Linked DNA regions of Homo sapiens: all the other regions are linked to region 1. A link is a contact called in ENCODE Hi-C or POLR2A ChIA-PET data. All regions are on one chromosome and are shown on one strand. Each heading gives the region's core, a stretch centred on a gene start or an enhancer-like site at or near the end of the contact. The rest is flanking DNA. Distances are from core to core; before and after follow the strand shown. Region 1 overlaps TBC1D22B (TBC1 domain family member 22B). Region 2 overlaps ZFAND3 (zinc finger AN1-type containing 3). Region 3 overlaps CPNE5 (copine 5). Region 4 has its middle 23 kb from the start of ZFAND3-DT.

Region 1 (2,615 bases), core at 52-2,551:
ATCATCCCCCTCGTTGCCCGGATCTCGGATCAGAACGCTTCTGGGGCCCCCCCAATGACTGTCCGGGAGAAAACCCGCCTAGAAAAATTCCGTCAACTTCTCTCCAGCCAGAACACTGACTTAGGTGAGTCCCTGTGAGCCCAGGCAAGGTAGGAGCTTTGGGTGACTGGAATTCTCAGAGACCTGGAAGCTACTGCTCTTTATTCTTCCTTCTTTTACTTTTCTAGCTTCTCCTGACCTGGTGCCCATTGCAGTGACATGCAGGTATTAAGTCAGACATATGTTACTAGAGATTATGGACCAAATTAGGTGGGACTGGTTTCTGTGGCCTGTAGACCCTAGTGCAACTATTCTGACTTTGGTCTTCCTTATCTCAAGGTGACTCTTACTGAAATCTACACCCACTGGTCTTTCCCTTCCCCTCTAACTTTCATCTCTGAGCTGACAGGACTGCTACTGCAAGGCCGTGTCCTTGGCACTTAGCTGCTCGGGGCTGTTTTGGGCTTTTCACTGTGCTTATGGGTAGCAGGTGGTGGTGGTGGTCTTACATGGATGGAAGGAGACATCAGGCAGTGCTGGTTGCGGTTTGCTTTAGAGCATTTGTGGAGAGTTAACCTAACAAGGCTGTTTTCTATTTACAGATGAACTGAGGAAGTGTAGCTGGCCAGGGGTTCCCAGGGAGGTTCGACCTATAACCTGGAGACTCCTGTCGGTGAGTTCTACCCACTGTGTAGAGAAATGTGAGCCTCACACAGCCCTTCTTGCCTGATGAGGTTAGTCTGGACACATTGGTCTTAACTCCATAGACTTCTCTAGTCCTACTGGATATGACAGAACTATGGGACTATAGTCCTATTTCTGTGCATAAAGAAATACATTCTTGAGAGTTTATTCACACACATGTAGTGGTACACAGACTTGTACCAATAGTCATGGTGTCATGTTCTTAACAGCGAGGAAGAAGAATAGAGTGAGATAGGGTGATCCCAGCACTTGCTTTGAGTAAGCTCCAACGTTCCCTGTGCTTCACTCCTGTTTCAGCCGGAATAACCAAAAGTTGAAACCCACTTTGATCTGTGAAGAGTTGATAAATTGGCCTCCCTTGGAAGCTTTACTAGTCCTGCTTTCACCAAGTACAGAGCACTGTGCCAGCCGCTATGATAGAAACACTTGGGTTTCCTGAGCCTGTAAAATTCATTCATTCATCTAGTGAGGATTTATTGAGAGCCTGCTGTTTGCCAGGCATAGTGCCAGATGCTTTGAGCAGATGCAAAAATGAATAAACCACAGTCCCCACTCTCCAGGCACTCACTGCAGAATGCATTACATAAATGTTTTCAAGAAGAAGGGTCTGTCTCCTGACTGCTCGCCCCCACCTCTACTCTTGCAACCATGCAATCATTGCCTCTGCCACTTCTAATAAGTTTGAATACTATTCAGAGTAGATTTGGTGAGAACGGAAGGGGAACAGAAAATATAAGAATGAGAGTGGGATCTAGACCAGGGATAAGAATGAAAGTTGGCCTGGAGCTTTGGCTAGGCCGGGGGCTGCTGCCAGAAGTTCTGTCTGAGTGTTGTAGCTGTATGTCACAGATTCCATTCAGCTGCTTCCTAAGCTGGTAATTCTGAAAGTTACACTGGAAAAGAATGTAACTGGCACCAACTTACTTGGCACACTGCTGAGATGTGCTGTAGAGGTTGCTATATCCCTGCATTTCTCAGAAGTATGGCCCTGGACACACACAGCCCTCCGAGGCCATGACTTGGGTCCAGCTCCCTCCCACTGACCTACATTCACTGCTGTACTGTGCCAGCTCTGGGAGCTGAGGAGTGCTCACCAGTGGCACAAGCTCCAGCACAGTGCAGGGCCAAGGGAGTAAATAATCCTGGGAAAGCTGGCCTTGCTTCATCTGCTCACATGTGGATCTCATTGAATGAGGAGAGGGCAAAAAATGGGTGGCCAGAACCAAAAAGGGATTTACCCTTGGCAGTTTTCCTTCTTGGTAGTTTCCAAACCACTGCATAGATTAAAATAAAAATTAAGGATTTATCCAACCATTGTCTTTCCCCATCTGACCAGCAGTCTTGTCTATAGGGCTATCTCCCAGCAAACACTGAGAGGAGGAAGTTGACCCTGCAGCGGAAGCGGGAGGAATATTTTGGCTTCATTGAACAGTATTATGACTCTCGAAACGAGGAACATCACCAGGATACCTACAGACAGGTACAGTCACCACCTGCTGCCTCTTTGCTTACCAGTCATATACTTTAGGTATGTCTCATGGTAGTGCTCTCAGGGTACAGGCTTTCCAAGTCTTCAGGCTGTGGTATATTGGTTAGGAGTTAAATTTATCCTCAAAACTGTTTCCCCTCTTTTCATTCAGCAACTCTGATTTTAGCCATTTTAAATAGACAGACTTTTTTGGCACTAGTCAGTGCACTGCTTCTCAAACTTTAATGTACATACAAATCACCTAGGATCTTGATAAGATCTCACCTAGAGATTATGAGAAAATGCAGATTCTGATTTAGCAGGTCTCAGGTAAAGCCTGAAGTTCTGATGTGCTCCCTTGCAATGCTGCTGCTGCTGGTCCACCAACCACACTGTGAGTAGT
Region 2 (2,615 bases), core at 34-2,533, 560 kb after region 1:
TTTGTGTATCTACTTTGGAACAATGTCTGTTTAAATATTTTGCATGTTTTAAAATTGAGTTGTATGCCTTTTTACTTGTAAGTTGTAAAATTTCTTTTTTTTTTTTGAGACAGAGTCTTACTCTGTCGCCCAGGCTGGAGTGCAGTGGCGCGATCTCAGCTCACTGCAACCTCCGCCTCCCAGGTTCAAGCGATTCTCCTGCCTCAGCTTCCCGGGTAGCTGGGACTACAGACGCGTGCCACCATGCCTAGCTAATTTTTTGTATTTTTAGTAGAGACGGGGTTTCACCGTGTTAGCTGGGATGGTCTCGATCTCCTGACCTCAAGTGATCTGCCTGCCTTGGCCTCCCAAAATGCTGGGATAACAGGCGTGAGCCACCGTGCCCGGCCAGTTATTTTTTTATTTTTTATTTTTTGTTGTTGTTGTTTTGTTTTTTTTTTTGAGATGGAGTCTCGCTCTGTCGCCAGGCTGGAGTGCAGTGGCGCGATCTCAGCTCTCTGCAAGCTCTGCCTCCCGGGTTCAAGTGATTCTCCTGCCTCAGCCTCCCGAGTAGCTGGGACTACAGGCGTGTGCCATTACACCTGGGTAATTTTTGTATTTTTAGTAGAGACGGGGTGTCACCATGCTGGCCAGGATGACCTCGATCTCTTGACCTCGTGATCCACCTGCCTCCGCCTCCCAAAGTGCTGGGATTACAGGCTTGAGCCACCGCACCCGGCCATAAGTTGTAAAATTTATGTATTCTGGTTACTAGTTATTTATCAGATACAGGATTTGCAAATTTTTTTCCCATTTTGTAGGTGGTGGTTTCACGTTTTTTGGGGATGTGTCCTTTAGAGCACAAAAGTTTTAATTTTGATGAATTCTTATTTATCTTTTTGTTGTTTTTGCTTGTGCTTTTGGTATATCTGAGAAAACTTTACCTAATTCAAGGTCACAAATATTTACACTATGTTTTCTCTAATAGTTTTACAGTTTTAGCTCTTATTTTACATTTAAGTTGGTTATCTATTTTTTTTTTTGAGATGGAGTTTCGCTCTTGTTGCCCAAGCTGGAGTGCAGTGGCGCGATCTCGGCTCAGTGCAACCTCTGCCTTCTGGGTTCAAGCGATTCTCCTGCCTCAGCCCCCAAAATAGCTGGGCCTACAGGGACCCACCACCTTGCCTGGCTAATTTTTTGTATTTTTGGTAGAGATGGGGTTTCACCATGTTGCTCAGGCTGGTCTTGAACTCTTGAGCTCAAGCAATCCGCCTGCTTCAGGCTCCCAAAGTGCTGGGATTACAGACATGCGCCACCGCGCCTGGCCAATTTTATTTCATTAATTTCTGTCTTTATGCCAATGTCACACTGTCTTGAGTACTTCCTTTGTAATAGGTTTTGAAACCAGGAATTGTGTGACTTCTACAATTTCATTCTTCTTTATCAAGCATGTTTTGGCTGTTTTGGGTCCTTTGAAATTACATATGAATTTCATCAGCTTGTCAGCTTGTCAGCTTGATCAGCTTGTCAGCTTCTGCAAAAAAGCCAGCTTGGAGTTTGGTAGGGGTTGCATTGCATCTCCAGATGAATTTGGGGAATGTCTCCATATTAACAATATTTAGTCTTCCTATCCTTGAACATGGGATATATTTTCATTTATCTGTCTTCAGTTCTTTCAACAACATTTTGTAGTTTTCACTGTACAATGATCTGGTCTTTTGCTTTCCAAAACCAGAAACTCTTTTTTAAGTTGAAGGTTTCTTAAGACTTTTGGGGAGGCAGTTCTGCTAAACAAACAGAAAAGAGAACATTTGGTTAGAAAAAACAGAGATAACAGGAAGATTAATTATTTTAATAATAAAGCAAGGAACCAATTTATTAAAATTTTTTAGAATATGCTTTGTAACCATAATGCTTGAATCTGTTATACATTTGTCTCAGACTGGAAGTTCCCCTTTGTGACTTCAAGATACTTGAGAAACAATCAGTAATCAGTTAATGGGTTGCTGGGTTATAGAAAAATCAACACAGAGGAAATTTAGAGATCTTGAGTAAATATTTCACTTTAGTTATGAAAGAGGGTAATGAATGAAAGAGGGTATTTTAAGAAGGGTTTCCGAATAAGTTTCAGTTCTTTGAGTAATAACTTTATGGAAAGAGAGACTATTTCTCTAGTGTCTGATTTTCTCCTCCCCCATAACATTTTATCATGAGAAATCAAGAATTGTACATCCATTTATTTACTACCTAGATTCTGTAATATTTTGCTTTATTTGCTTTCCATCCTTCTATCCATCTATTAATCTTATTTTTTATTTTCCAAGTAAATTGTAGACTCAATACATTTACCCTTCTGTACTTCAGCATGCATATCATTAACTAGAGTTTAACATTTGTTTTTAAGTTTTTGTTTTGTTTTGTTTTGTTTTTGAGATGGAGCCTGGCTCTGTTGCCCAGGCTGGAGTGCGGTGGCGCGAACTTGGCTCACTGCAAGCTCTGCCTCCCGGGTTCACGCCATTCCCCTGCCTCAGCCTCCCGAGTAGCTGGGGCTACAGGGCCTGCCACCATGCCCGGCTAATTTTTTTGTATTTTTATTAGAGACGGGGTTTCACTGTGTTAGCCAGGATGGTCTCGAT
Region 3 (2,615 bases), core at 83-2,582, 530 kb before region 1:
GCCCAGTATGGGTGGCACCAGCTTAGCTCAGCCTCTGAGGGCTCCTTTTCGATGAAACCTCACAGCATCCAGCCCTTTAACTCATCAGTCTCCATCTTCATCCCACCCCACCCGCTAACTGCAAGTCAGGCAGGCTAGACTGATTCATTACTATAGAATGAAAGGCAGCATGTTATGGGAGAAGGAACCCTGCCACCATCTAGGCGTGTGGCTTCAGGCAAGCTCTGTAAAATGGGGATAACTGTTCTGATCCTGCCCACTGTGTTCTGTAAGTTGGGGGTACTATGCAAATGAAAAAAATAAATAGGATGGACTGGGTGTGGTGGCTCATGCCTGTAATCCCAGCACTTTGGGAGGCCGAGGCAGGCGAATCACCTGAGGTCAGGAGTTCGAGACCAGCCTGGCCAAAATGGTGAAAGCCCGTCTCTACTAAAAATACAAAAATTAGCTGGGGGTGGTGGCGCATGCCTGTAGCCCCAGCTACTCTACTTGATAGGCTGAGGCAGGAGAATTGCTTGAACCCAGGAGGCGGAGGTTGCAGTAAGCCGAGATTGTGCCACTGCACTCCAGCCTGAGTGACAGAGCGAGACTCTGTCTCAAAAAATAAATAAAATAAAATAAAATAAAATAAACATAAATAAAAATAAACAGGATGAGGGGTGTTTGAGAGTTACCAGGTGCTATGGACTGTAAGGGGTGGCTGATTAATGGGATTGAGAGGGAAGCAATTTTGATGGGGGAAGAGTGCAAAGGCGGGGTCTGGAGTCAGCCCAGAGGAGGGGCAGGTAAGAGCAGAGGAGCTCCTGAGTGACTGGAGGCAGGGTGTGTGCTCAGTGGGTAGGAGGAGAGCTTGCAGCCTTGAGACTGCAAGCTCAAGGCAGCAGGGAGTGTTGTCATGGGAAAGTGAGTGTGGCTTCCCAGGACCTGACTTCTCCCTCTGCCCTGGAGAACCAGGCAGCCAAGGGTCCACTTGGCTGGGATGAGCCTTTGGCAGTTGCTCCTGCCTGTCTCCTTTCCAGACAGGTGCAGTCACTCACCTGCGGGCTCTTGGCTGCCCACGCCCTGACCTGGCACCTGTCCTGGCAGGCAGCATGCTGGGCAGGCTCTACCCTTAGAGCCAGGCTCTTTCCGTGAGCTGCTGGCTGGGGCCTCCTGGCTCCCCCATCTGTCTGGGCCTAGACACTGTGCCTGGTGGTTCTTTCTGCTCCTTAAACTCATGTTTGACCACCTGCTGGCCCCAGGACCAATCCCTGGCTTATCCCCAATCCCGCTGCCCTTACAGGGCCCTAATAACAGTGAGCAGGTTAATCACTGTCCCCCTCCCCCAACCAGACAGATCAGAGGTGTCAGAAGCTCAGAGCTGTAAGGAACCTTAACACTTACCTATTCCGTTCTCTTTGTGTACAGAGGAGGAAACTGATACCCTGAGAGGAAAAATGACTCACCCAAAGGAACCCAGCAAATTAATGGCAAAGAGAGGCCTAGAGCCTGGGCCTCCTGACTCCTATTGCAGGGTTCTTTCTACATCCCCAAGCCCTTGGCTTTCTGTCACGGAGTCCCTACCAGCTCCAGGTCCTGTCTCTGCATGGAGACCTGACATGACCCAGGCCAGCCTCCTTGGCTCAGGAGTTCCCTCCAAGCTGCTTGGGATCTGGGGATGTGCAGGGCTCTGGATGAGTTGTCTCAGCCCAAACACCAGGGTTTGCTCAGAGCCCAGCACCACAGCCTTCAACCAGGGCTTTGAAGAGGCCAGGGTGGGGCCAGAGCCGGTCCTGTCGGTGTGTGGGGCCCTTTCCCTCTCCCCAAGGCCCATGAAATTGGCTGTATCTCTTCTCACCCTCCTTTGATGTAGTCAAGGAAGGTGCACTCTGACTCCACAGCAAAGGAAAGCAGGGTGACCTTCAAAACAAAAGGGAGCTTGGTCAGTGGGGAGCCTGGGGTCAGGGGAGATGGGTTATGATTCGAGAGCTGACATTGACAGAACACTCGGCATGTGCCAGTTTTGCATGCATGACTGCATGCACTGCCCACACCACCCCATGAAGTACTATTATTATCCCCACTTTATAGCCAAGGAAACTGAAACCCAAAGAGGTGGTGCAATGTGCCCAAGGACACTGCCAGGGCAGAGAAGGGATCTGAAACCAGGGTGTGTCTGACTTCAGAGCCTGCACTCTTGACCTTGACGGAAGGGTCCCATCTGTGTCAGTGGAACCGGGGTCCAAGCCAAGGGTGTTAGTTTCCTCTAAGTGGGCACTGGCTCTTCAGCCCCAGGGACCTAGGGTGGGGTGTGGAGGACAAGGGGGCCCTCCTGGCACAGGCCTAACAACCTGCCAATGCCGACCAGCTTCAGGCTTCCATGTGCCTAGAGCTATTAGTCCTGAAATGTGCCTCTTTGGACTGTGCTTATCTTAAATCTTACTGGTCCCATCTCATCCCTCTCAGACCCAAGATCCTGCCTCATAAGTAGCCCATCCTTTTCCCCAGAGGTAACTGACTACCCCAGGCCCCCTCCCCCAAGCAGAGGCCTTTTAACCTATGCCCTGGCAAAGTTAGCTTTGGCTTTGCCAAGACAGGCAGCTACCTGGCAGCTCATTATCATAACAATTTAGAAT
Region 4 (2,615 bases), core at 60-2,559, 510 kb after region 1:
GGTTGAGTTTGACTCAGGCCCCCTACAGACAGCTTTCTCGCGCTCTCTTTCTCTCCATTTCTTTTTTTTTTTTTTCTTTTGAGGCAGGGTCTCACTCTGTCACCCAGGCTGGAGTGCATAGTACAACCACAGCTTACTGCAGCTTCTACCTCCCATGCTCAAACGACCCTTCCACCTTTGCTCCAAAGTAACTGGGACTACAGGCATGCACCACCACACTTGGCCTTTTTTTTAGAGACGGGGTCTCACTATGTTGCCCAAGCTGGTCTCCAACTCCTGGGCTCAAGTAATCCTCCCACCTCGGCCTCCCAAAGTGCTGGAATTACAAGTGTGAGCCACTGTGCCCAGCCTCTCTCAATTTCAAATTCCTAGGTAGAGCCTCTGAATGTCAAAGTTCTGGGCAGGTGCACCCTGATCCAATCCCAGGGTCACAGTAAACTAACTTGGTCCCTGGGAGACCATCCCTGGAGAAGGAAAGAGTGGGGAACAATTTAGGGAATAATAGAGGATTGGGTAACTAGCCCCACAGGAGTGTAAGTGATAAGGAGGAGGAACCACAGAGACCAAGATGAGATCAAGGTGTACTTATTCTCAATTCAGAGTCTTACAACTAATAGTAGGAATAATGATGGTAATGATAAGACCTATGCCATAGCCAGGCATGGTGGAGAACTCCTACAACCCCAGCTACTAGGGAGGCTGAGGCAGAAGAATCGCTTGAGGCCAGAAGTTAGAGACCAGTCTGAGCAGCATAGCGAGACCCTGTCTCAAACAAACAAACAAACAAACAAACAACAACAAAAAATACCCATGTCATATGGAGAACTTATTTGTTGCTGGGTGTTGTTAGAAGCATTTTAAGTGTATGAGCTCATTTAGTCTTCAAAACAGCACTGTGAAGCCAGGCATGGTGGCGCATGTCTGTAGTTACAGCTATTTGGGAGGCTGAGGTGGGAGGATTGCTTGAGTCCAGGAGTTACAGGATATAGTCAGCTATGATACCACCACTACACTCCAGCCTGGGCAACATAGTGAGACCCTATCTCTAAAACAACAACAAAAACAGCCCTATAATTAGGTATTATCATCACACTCACTTGACAGATGAGGACACTAAGGCAAAGTGATTTATTAACTTAGTCAAGGTTGCACATTCAGAAGCCAGGATTTGAATCCAGGCAGTATGGTTTCAGATTACTTTTGTAACCATTGCACTGTTCTTTCTCACCCTCATCAGGTTACAGAGATTTTACTGTGTGTCCCAAAGTGAGTGTTTGAGCCTTGGCCCTGACCCCACATGCATGCACAGCAGGACTCGGGTGTGTGCCATTTTCTATTTGGCTTCTAGCCCAGGCTCAATCACAGAAAACTGTCTGGGATAAAATGCCTGACCCTAGGCCGGGTACGGTGGCTCACGCCTGTAATCCCAGCACTTTGGGAGGCTGAGGCAGGCGGATCATGAGGTCAGGAGATCGAGACCAGCCTGGCCAACATGGTGAAACCCTGTCTCTACTAAAATTACAAAAATTAGCCAGGCATGGTAGCACATGCCTGTAATCCCAGCTACTCAGGAGGCTGAGGCAGGAGAATCGCTTGAACCAGGGAGTCGGAGGTTTCAGTGAGCCGAGATCACGCCACTGCACCCCAGCCTGGTGACAGAGCGAGACTCCGTCTCAAAAAAAAAAAAAAAAAAAGAAAAAAAATGCCCGGTCCTGGCTACATGAGGTCTCTATCAGCCCTTACTTCAGGGCCAACCATACCCAGGCCAAATTGTCCCAAACCCTTTTGCCTTCTCCCTTGTCTGCTATAAAACCTGCTCTGGTGAAAGTAGTTGAAACTCATTCTCACAAGGATGTAAATGACTGAGAAGAGCTTAAAATACTATCCTGCATTTAATAATCCTTAAAACCCAATCCTGGCTGAGACAGTGGCTCACACTCTGTCACCCAGGCTGGAGGGCACTGGCGCAATCACTGGTGCTCACTGCAGCCTCAACCTCATGGGCTCAAGTGATCCTCCGACCTCAGCCTCCCCAGTACCTGGGACTACAGGCGTGCACCACCACACCCGGCTAATTTATTTTTATTTTTTGTAGAGACAGGGTCTCACTATGTTGCCCAGGCTGGTCTCGAACTCCTGGCCTCAACAGATCCTCCCACCTTAGCCTCCCAAAGCACTGGGATTACAGGCCAGGGGCGGTGGCTCACAACTGTAATCCCAGCACTTTGGGAGGCCGAGGTGGGTGGATCACCTGAGGTCAGAAGTTCGAGATGAAGCCTAGCCAAAATGGCGAAACCCCATCTCTACTAAAAATACAAAAAAATTAGCCGGGTATGGTGGTGAGTGCCTGCAATCCCAGCTACTTGGGAAGCTGAGGCAGGAGAATCACTTGAACCACAGGAGGTGGAGGTTGCAGTGAGCTGAGATCACACCACTGCACACTCCAGCCTGGGCGACAGAGTGAGACTCCATCTAAAAAAAAAAACCCAAAGCACTAGGATTACCGATGTGAGCCACTAGGCCCAGCCACTATCACTGTTCCAGCACTTTAGGTATATTAGCTCATTTGACCCTCACAATACCCCTATGAAGTAGGTACTATTATTGTTCCCATT

What was found. A loop is a pair of places that touch in the nucleus more often than their neighbours do. ChIA-PET counts read pairs that join two places held with the same protein, here RNA polymerase II (POLR2A).
Region 2: a map with no recorded cell type shows a loop between it and region 1 (2.6-fold over the local background). The contact joins two enhancer-like sites. A Hi-C loop is called at or near these places in 1 of 37 single-sample maps with no recorded cell type.
Region 3: a map with no recorded cell type shows a loop between it and region 1 (2.2-fold over the local background). The contact joins two enhancer-like sites. A Hi-C loop is called at or near these places in 2 of 37 single-sample maps with no recorded cell type.
Region 4: a loop to region 1 is called in a map of gastrocnemius medialis, with 3 times the contacts of the local background. The contact joins two enhancer-like sites. A Hi-C loop is called at or near these places in 1 of 168 maps with a recorded cell type or tissue (gastrocnemius medialis). POLR2A ChIA-PET finds 5 or more read pairs at or near these places in 1 of 52 experiments (CD4-positive, alpha-beta T cell).

The regions. Positions count from the first base shown.
Region 1 is chr6:37,282,241-37,284,855 of GRCh38, forward strand. It overlaps TBC1D22B (TBC1 domain family member 22B), which reads left to right. Exons shown (of 13, transcript NM_017772.4): 4 at 1-124; 5 at 642-712; 6 at 2,096-2,224. Among named protein-coding and RNA genes, the nearest start is that of TMEM217B, 25 kb to the left of the region's middle. Within about 2 kb of position 1,302, at least 12 of the 41 ENCODE cell types and tissues checked have a DNase peak (open chromatin) inside an H3K27ac peak, as active enhancers do; they include gastrocnemius medialis, where a contact is called at or near this core.
Region 2 is chr6:37,839,093-37,841,707 of GRCh38, forward strand. The region is part of intron 1 of ZFAND3 (zinc finger AN1-type containing 3); the gene reads left to right. Among named protein-coding and RNA genes, the nearest start is that of ZFAND3, 21 kb to the left of the region's middle. Within about 2 kb of position 1,284, at least 2 of the 41 ENCODE cell types and tissues checked have a DNase peak (open chromatin) inside an H3K27ac peak, as active enhancers do.
Region 3 is chr6:36,751,197-36,753,811 of GRCh38, forward strand. It overlaps CPNE5 (copine 5), which reads right to left. Exons shown (of 21, transcript NM_020939.2): 14 at 1,838-1,899. Among named protein-coding and RNA genes, the nearest start is that of RAB44, 55 kb to the left of the region's middle. Within about 2 kb of position 1,333, at least 14 of the 41 ENCODE cell types and tissues checked have a DNase peak (open chromatin) inside an H3K27ac peak, as active enhancers do.
Region 4 is chr6:37,795,287-37,797,901 of GRCh38, forward strand. No RefSeq gene overlaps it. Among named protein-coding and RNA genes, the nearest start is that of ZFAND3-DT, 23 kb to the right of the region's middle. Within about 2 kb of position 1,310, at least 3 of the 41 ENCODE cell types and tissues checked have a DNase peak (open chromatin) inside an H3K27ac peak, as active enhancers do; they include gastrocnemius medialis, where a contact is called at or near this core.